2 separate regions of the Homo sapiens genome follow, and region 2 is linked to region 1. A link is an interaction called in ENCODE POLR2A ChIA-PET data of the cell type or tissue named here. Cell type or tissue: CD4-positive, alpha-beta T cell. All regions are shown on one strand. Links, peaks and the distances in the headings refer to the core of each region. The heading gives the core; the rest is flanking DNA.

Region 1 (4,395 bases), core at 156-4,155:
GTACATAATAGAGTCTCAGTAAATTCTTGTTGATTGATTGGAAAGACAAGAAAATGAGTTTGATCTTAAGTCCAAAGGAGTCTCTTCACCAGTGTCCAGAGATGCTTCAGTCCCATCTGTTCTTTACTTATGGCTTAGTTTCCCTACCTGTATAGTAGGCCCAAGTATTTTTATACTTGGTGCTCATCCATTTGTTGCTATTCTTTAATTATATTTACATGGAAATCAAATGTCAGAGACCCCATGCTCTTAGAAATTTGGATAAGTATGAAAAAAGTGCTACTATTACAGTTTGTTCAGGTCAAGCTGCACATGATTTCTGTAATTTCTGGGAGTAATTTCCTCATGGTTCTCTAAGTCTTTGCTCCTATAACTCTGCTTGCTCTACTCTGTGCTTCCTTGGGTGCAAGGTTTAGTCACTTCATCAGTGATATGGTTTGGCCACGCCCCCACCCAAATCTCACCTTGAATTGTAATAATCCCCATGTGTCAAGGGTGGGGCCAGGTGGAGATAATTGAATCATGGGGTGGTTTCCCCCATGTTGTTCTCATGGGAGTGAATAAGTCTCACAAGATCTGATGGTTTTATAAATGGGAGCTCCCCTGCACAAACTCTCTTGCCTGCTGCCACGTAAGACATGATTTTGCTCCTCATTCGCCTTCAACCATGATTGTGAGGCCTCTCCAGCCATGTGGAACTATGAGCCAATTAAACCTCTTTCCTTTATAAATCACCCAGTCTCAGGTATGTCTTTATTGGCAGGATGAGAGCGGACTAATACAATCAGTTTCCACAAACAAACCAAAAAAACTTTTTTTTAAAAACTTACACCAATAATTTTGTGGGTTTAAGTTCTCTGCTGAAGATTGAAGGGTCCCAGGGAGCAAATTCCATTGTGAACCAGGCAGCTTTCACCACCTAGCAGGTTCAGACTCTCTCTTTCTCTTCCCATTTCTGCACAAGTATCATCTTCCTCCATTCTCATACAGAACCATCCAACCCACACCCAGATTCCTGGGGGGTCTCCACCTGCCTTCTAGCATTTATTAAGGTACTATCATAAACAAATACAATTCCTTTTCAAAGAGGAATTCTAGTAGCAGTTCCTTGATTATAATATGTTTCTTTAAATATTATATTTTTCTAGCTAGTAAGATGTAGAAGTCCCACTTTGATTGCAAATTCCATGAAGGTAGGCCCTGTACCTTATTCTTTATTTGTATCCTCCATTCCACCGGAAACAATATAGGGCAGGAGGGCACTCAATATGCACTCGATGAACTAAGTTAAATTAAATGAGAGTCCACAAAAATGGATCTAGAAAAAGACTGTCACGTAGCTTTCTGTTTAAAAATTACCAGAAGGAATGCAGGGTCACCTGCTGAATGGCCCAAGGCAGGAATCAAAGGGAAGGAGAAGTGACCCACTTGGCTTATACTTTACAATAACAAGATGGAGCCAGGAGGCAAGTGTGTGTCTGTGCCATCGGCGCTTCACCTGTGCTCCCATTTTCAAACCACCATTTCCTGTGGCAGAAGCTCCAGCTCTTCTTCTCTTTGCTCAGTCATGTAGTGAGGCCTCTCTGGATGGTGATGCTGAGAAATCAAAGTTGTCTTGGGGTCTAGAAGCTCCTGACTCCTTCATTCACAAAGAAATGCTACCTGAACATTTCTGAACCAGAGGTTTGGAACTCCCCCTACTCCCGAGGCTCTTAGAGGCGGCCGAGCAGGCTGGTCAATAACTCACATGCCATTTGGGAAGAGTGCTTTGCTCGAGTCTCCACCCTGGGCCCTCTCCACCTATTGTCTGTGGTTTAAACGTGATAACTTGGCAGACAGTCACACATCCAAGGAAAAAGCCAGAGGGCGTTTTTTTTCTTGTCTCTGAAAGTGTTGTCACAGAAACACAGAAGCGTGTCTCTCTCTCTCTCTCTCTTCTCAAGTCCCAAAATCTTATTATTAATATTTTTTTTAGGGAAGATGAAAAAGAAAACTAAAAAGAATCTGAGAAACAAATGCAGTTCACCTAGGAGATACTGCGACGTTAGCGTAACGGTGGGAGCGTGCCGGATCTCCTTCCTGCCTTTCATGTGGTTCTGTCAGCAAAGGCTGCCATCTTCAAGAGATACATTCTTGTTCGTGGCAGTTTCCATTCAGAACTGGGGGTGGGGAAGGATCCTCATGAACCATATACTAATTTAAGTTCTGGGACCATCCAAGTAAACATTTTTACGGAGTTCACAGCTTCCAGAAAAATCACTTACAACCTGCCTATCCCACCCAGCATTGCAGAGGCTACTAGCTCCAGTGAGATTGCGCTCATGCTTTCGTGGTAATACGAGTCTTTTCTGGGCATGTAGCTGCTCAGCTAGGAGCTATGTGTCTCAGCTTCCCTTATAGCGGGTGTGGCCCATGACCAGGCTCTGGGCTGTGCAAAGTTTCCAGGTTTTTCCTTTCCACCATTGTTTTTACGCTCGCTAAATTGGGAAGACCCTAGAGAGAGACCTGTCTTAGTGCCTGGAACATCTAAGTGACTCTGAAACAATGGGAACTCCCTATTTGAAGAAATGACCTTGTTAGAAAGGGGAAGCCTCCGGAGCTCACTGGCAGGCGTCAGCCTTTTCTTTCACTGAGCTAACTCAGAGGTGCTGAGCCAGCGGTTTGCTGATCTGCTGAAAAAGATCCTCTCTTCAAGATGAGCTTCCAGGGGCATTCCTTTCTAGATTCCTTCATTCTAGCACAGCCATATCTATTTCAGAATACAGTCATCGAGGATGGCAGCAAGTCACACACTGTCCACAGCTGACCCACATCCACTGGCTTCACATGACCTAGCCAGAGTACTTCATAGCACCCTAAGAATTGGACTTTGCAATAAAGATGCTTCATTATGATAGACATTAACACACTGAAATGGCAATTGGAACAAGGATGAATACATGACCTGAACAAATGTCACCTAAAGAAAAAGATTTCAAGGAACATATAAGTTTTTGCACAGTTTCGCTTAAGTGAGTCCTGTCAAGATTCAGTGCTCACATCACATTGCATTCCGTCTCATCACACCATTAACCGCTGTGAGGTTTTCATTAATGAAAATGAAAAATGTCTTAAAATCACTGTCCTGATGACAGATGGCAAAGCAACCTCTAATAAACCCTCGGACCCCACCCTTTCATCCCAAGGCTGGGGTTTTCCTTTGTATGCCCTAGGAAAAATGTCTTTGTTAACTGACAGTTGCTGCTTTGGCTCGGGTCCCATCATTTTGATGGATGACTGCAATAATGGCCCCCAGGAACTGGTTTCTCTTTCTTCCCCACTTCCCTGCCCCAGTCTGTTCTCTATACTACTGGAGTTCCTCTTTGAAAAGCAAGACTGATGGTGTCACTCCTCTATCTAAAACTCTTTATTAGTTCCTATCACCTACAAGATAATACAGAGCAAGACCCAGCTGTATCTGCTCCTCCCTCTGCCTGGAATGTCTTTCATCAGCTTGGGTAATTTCTACTTATTTTTAAAACCCAGTTTATGTCACATTCTCTGGGATGCTCTCTCTAATCCCCCGAGACAGTGTTAATAATTCCCTCCTGTTTGTTGCCTTGCATATATTTCCATTTTACATCCGTCACACTGTCTAATCTCGGATCATTGTTTACTTATACAGCTGTCTTCTGCCTTAAGGCAAGGATCATGTCTTTTTTATCTTTGTGTACTGGCCCCTAGCACAATGTAGAGTGTAAATGTTTTGTCAAACTAAGTGCAGTGTTTTAAGAACTGGTAGTATTCGTTATTCATGCGCAAACACAAATCAAGGTACTGATACAATTCTGTTTTCAGTATTTAGGCAATCTGGTATACTGCGCAGGGCAGGCCACAAACCAGCTGTGTGATCTGGTTCTGAGGCAGGGAAGGTCTGGTCCCCTATCCCTGCAGGCTGGCAGGGTGGGGAGGAGGCATCTCTACTTTTATTACATGTTGAATTGTGTTTTCCCAAATTCATATGTTGATTTCCTTATTTGGACATAGCGTCTTCACAGAGTTAATTGAGTAAAACTGAGGTCATTAGGGAGATGTTTTGGGCTGAATTTTGTCTCCCCTCCCCCAAATTTCTATGTTGAAGCTCTAACCCCAAGGACCTCAGAATATGACCGTATTTGGAGGCAAGGTCTTTAAAGGTTATTAAGTTAAAATGAGGTCATTAGGGTGGCCCCTAATCTAACCTAACTGGTGTCCTTATAAGAAGAGGAAATCTGGACACACAAAGAGACACCAGGAAAGAGAAAGAGAGAGAGAGAGAGATCAGGGTGTGAGTACACGAAGGAAAGACCAGGTGAGAACACAGTGAGAAGGTAGCCATATGCAAGCTAAGGCGAGAGGCCTCAGAAGACACCAAAC
Region 2 (4,395 bases), core at 290-4,289, 62 kb before region 1:
AGCAACAGATGTTTTAGAAGTCCAAGCAATGATTTTAACTTGCCGTGGTTCTTGGATATTTACAGGGAAAGTGACTGACTCTCCCAGAATCCCATTCACTGTGAAGATTTCTGAGTCTTTTCCAGCTGCTTCCGGCCCTGAGAACATAAAAAGAAAACTGTAGCCATCTGACTGTTGCAGCTTTTTCACTTCCTAATCTTTTTGGCCTTGGAGCTCCCTGAGGAGCTGCCACAAATGCAGTTCACCCAGTTTCTTGAGGATGCCTTTTTTTTTTTTTGGCATTCTACTCTAGGTGTATTTAATATGTTATGACAACTAAATTTTCTAACGCATTCTCATTCAAAAACTAAGTTTCTCACTAGAGATCCATTTTGTTAAAAATATTTTTACCTAGACTTACAGACTCTGAAAGCTAGAAGGCATTTGAGAGGTGAAGGCCATAAGCCTCCACGTAGTCTAAGATATTAGGTGCACTTCTTTCCCAAGATCATATTGCCAAGTGGTGGAAGAGCTAGAACAAGAACCTGGAATATCTTGGCTGATGGACTCTTGGGTCATTGCTTTTTATTTTCCTGTGATCTCTGTAAAAAGCAAGTAACACTTTTGTCTCTTTTCTTGGAAGATAGAAGCAGAGAGTGCTTTGGAGTCTCTGGAGAAAATATTCCCTAAGTTGGTGATTTTTAGGGATATTTTTCTGTTTACTTCCATATTCCTAGTCTCTAGAAGAGTGCCTAACACAGAGAAGGGGCTTAATAAATATTTGTGGAATTAATTGATAGAATTTACTCATGAGTTTCCTAGACTCTCTTGGAACAACTTCTGAAGTAAGCAAGTTTCGTTTATTCATTCATACATTTGTGAATGGTTGCATGTATTTATTCAGGATCAGTTTTGCTCCAGATACTATGGTGGGTATTTGTTAATTTAATTTATAATGTAAGTGTTTGTTGGACATCTACTCTTTTAAACAAGATACGAGGAGCTGAGGATACAACGGCGAGAAGAAACAGATATAATTCTTGCTCTTTGAGACTTACAATCAGAGGAAGATACCAATGTTGATCAGATAACCATAGAAACAAATGGATAGGCACAAAATATGTAAGCATTATGGTGATTTGAGAGAGACCAGCAAGGGGACTTGATCTGTTCTGGGAATCGAGGGAACATTTCCTAGTGAAAACTTAAGGATGAATACTTTTAAAATGTAACATGGGAAGATGAAAAGCTTATTTTCTCCTCCCTTTTCTCTCCTCTATCACTTTTGAAGATAAACTGATTTAATATATAGTTTGTAAAATGAGAGACAATGTAACTTCAAGACATTATTTTTCTGCTCTTTCTCCTCCTCTTCTTCATTATCCTATAATTCTCAATGAGGGCTCTTTAGTGAGAAACACTGTTTGGGGCAAGCATAGATGATATCCAAAGTATTTAATAACCAATATGACGTGGGCCTTGACCAATCAGAAAGGGTGTTAGCCATAAACAAACTAGTTGAGCGGTTCTGGTGTGTACTGGTTGCATGTAGGCTCTGATGACCAGACATCAGTTTTCCACATAAGTGGGTTCAGGTTGACCCTAAAGTTTATCCAAGGCTTGGTATACGGAAGAATAAGGATCATAAAGTATACACGTCCCTTGAAAGTGGCACAAAAAAAGCGATTTCTTAACCTGATGGTGTTGTCTCACTATGGCTACCCTTGCTCTTCAGCTCAGCAACCACTGAAAGAGCCCCAGGAACAGCTGATGTAAAGCTCTTTCCTTTCTGACCAACAGAGATTTTCCCGTAGGAGCAGTATCCGGGACAAGGCCTGAGGATTTAGTTGGGGGTTGGCTAAGTACAGAAGATACAACAGGGTGGGGAGTATGTGGAGTGGGAGTAGGAAGGGGGAAATTGGGAACCCTTATCTGCAAACATTTATTAACTGCTAATTATGTGTCAGATGCTGTGTTAGGGACACAGGGATAAACAGGACATCGTTGCAGCCCTGAGGAGCTCACAGCCTAGAAAATAAGACAGATGTGGTCACAAGTGAAAGACAATACAACACGATGAGTGCTAAATGGTAAAAGCAATAGAAATAAGCCATTGGGGTAGCGGGTCAGAAAGAGGCTAATGCTGCCTTTGGTGGTAAGAGTCATAGTTTGCCAAAATTTAAGAACATTAATTCTTCCCAGATAAACTGTTTTTCTGGGCTGACGGGTTCTAGGAGAGGGGTATTTGGAGTGTCCCAGCGTGAATCCCTGGATGGTCCAGGCATGGGCATGTGATCTATGCAGTTGCACAGAACCCTGAATTCAAAAGGACCCTGAACTGGACTTAAGGCTGCGTTGCCACCTTTAAATTCTACATACTATTTAAACAAGGGGCCCTCCATTTTCGTTTTGCACTGGGCCTCGCAAATTATCTAGCCAGTCCTGGTCTCAGATCTCCCACGTCTCAAGTCTTTTTTGAAGTCAGGCCCTAGTGCTTAATTGCCACACCACTCTGTGGATTGAGATTAGGTGTGAGGAGAGAGACAGAACATAGATTCCACAGACTCGTAATTTTGCTGGGTTCTCTCACTAAACCCCAGGAAGTATGTAGGTAGATTGTTAAGGCTGAGACCTTCTTAATATTAGGGCCGTTGAGCAGCCACAGTGGTTGGTGTGTGGTGCAGTTTTAAAAGTATGTCTCATCTCCTGTAGCAAGTCATTCAGGAAGTGTTGGTGGGGTATCAAAGAGCAATCAGGCAGTGGGGGTGGTGGGTAGGCAAAGCTGGGGGAAGCTGTTATTTGTGCTGCTGGTGTTGTTGGCAAGAATACTTTGCTTGCTGGAAAAGGCAAAGGGGTTGCACATGTTTAAGATGAAGATTCTGCCACCTTCAAACACTCCAACTGTGCTCTGAGAGAAGCAGCTGCAAAACCATTGCATGCAGTGGAAAGATAGGGAGGCAGAAGGTGTAGGTGCAAGTACTTCTACTTATGAACTGGACAACCTTAACGAGGTCACAAAACCTTTCTTATTTATTTATTTATTTTTAGACAAAGTCTCACTCTCTCACTGTCACCCACGCTGGAGTGCAGTGGAGTGATCTTGGCTCACTGCAACCTCCACCTCCCGGGTTCAGGCAGTTCTCCTGCCTCAGCCACCCAAGTAGCTGGGATTACAGGTGCATGCCATCACGGCTAGCTAGTTTTTGTATTTTTAGTAGAGACGGGGTTTCACCATGTTGGCCAGGCTGATCTTGAACTCCTGACCTCAAATGCTCTGCCCGCCTCAGCCTCCCAAAATGCTGGGATTACAGGTCACAAAACCTTTCTGAACCTCAGTTTCTTCATCCATAGAATGAAAATAATAATTATGCTATTTGTCCTGTTTGGTGAGCAGCAAATGATGTAATATGAGTAGAAATGCTTTGCTGATCATCAAGGTAAAATAAATGTTAGTTATTTCTGGAGTTGATACTGATATATTAACATTCATCGTATGTTCTTTATCATCACTTCAACAATTGGTACATGCCCTTTGGGCCTGCCCTAGGCCACCCTTATGATGGCGTTGGTGATGCCGGGGCCATACTGGAGCATATATCAAAAGCCATTTTTAAGGGCTAATTCAAGTAAAGCCTGGAGGGACAGTTTCAGGTACCCTGGATAGACTTTATTCTGCTCTTAAAAGATTTTAAGATTTAAAAGAAAGAGTGTCCATATCAATCAATCCCAATATTTATTTTTCTGGGTGCTAAAGGGACTCTAACATTATGTTATCACTGGAAGTGACCTTAGTAAAATCTAATTTCAGAGATAACTTGTGGCACAAAAACATCTTGAGGACTTACCATGAAATGCACTATGCTAGTCTATGGCAAAGACAGATTCTCTGCCTTTCGGGGGGAATTTGATACCCGGTTAGGGAAATAAGATACACACACACACACACACACACACGCACGCACGCACGCACGCACACACACAATTCTCCTTTGCAATATGAGATAGTGAATAATAAATTCAAGTGAATGGTAGAAACAGTGATTACGGTAGGAATTCTAAGAAGGGAGGGATTGCTGAGCTGTAGTGGTTAGAAAAAACATCTCAAAGAAAGTAGAATTTGAGGAGGATTTTGAAGGCTGAATAGAATTCTACTTGATGGAAAGGGAAAGGAGGGGTGTCTCAAGTCCTCGGATCCTGAACAAAAGTTTAGAAGCAGAACCTGTGATGTTAATTGGATGAATATAGATTTGCATATCAGAGTGGGGAGAGGTACAGCTGGAGATACAAATTAGGTTTAGATTTGAGACAGCCTTGAGTTTGAGGTCTCCATCAGAGGCAGAGGGGAACTATTAAGGTTTTTGCGAGTGAAGATTAAAATAATGTTTTAGTCATTGTAATGTAGTAATGATGTGTGGG

What was found. ChIA-PET counts read pairs that join two places held together with the same protein. Peaks named below come from ENCODE experiments on the same cell type or tissue, not always from the same donor. Only the 100,000 strongest peaks of a DNase experiment are listed, where the experiment ranks them.
Region 2: POLR2A ChIA-PET joins it to region 1 with 5 read pairs; 7 of 35 experiments call an interaction of 5 or more read pairs at or near these places.

Annotation. Positions count from the first base shown.
Region 1 is chr1:160,627,387-160,631,781 of GRCh38, forward strand. The region is part of intron 3 of SLAMF1 (signaling lymphocytic activation molecule family member 1); the gene reads right to left. Among named protein-coding and RNA genes, the nearest start is that of SLAMF1, 17 kb to the right of the region's middle. RefSeq lists an enhancer at 2,274-2,363. In CD4-positive, alpha-beta T cell, for the core only: no CTCF peak of the experiment used is centred there; DNase peaks (open chromatin) are centred at 495, 1,585, 2,085 and 2,615; H3K4me3 peaks cover 1,245 bases; H3K27ac peaks cover 4,000 bases.
Region 2 is chr1:160,565,609-160,570,003 of GRCh38, forward strand. It overlaps CD84 (CD84 molecule), which reads right to left. Exons shown (of 7, transcript NM_003874.4): 2 at 1-137. All of the region lies in intron 1 of CD84-AS1 (CD84 antisense RNA 1), which reads left to right. Among named protein-coding and RNA genes, the nearest start is that of CD84, 12 kb to the right of the region's middle. In CD4-positive, alpha-beta T cell, for the core only: no CTCF peak of the experiment used is centred there; a DNase peak (open chromatin) is centred at 2,703; H3K4me3 peaks cover 895 bases; H3K27ac peaks cover 3,893 bases.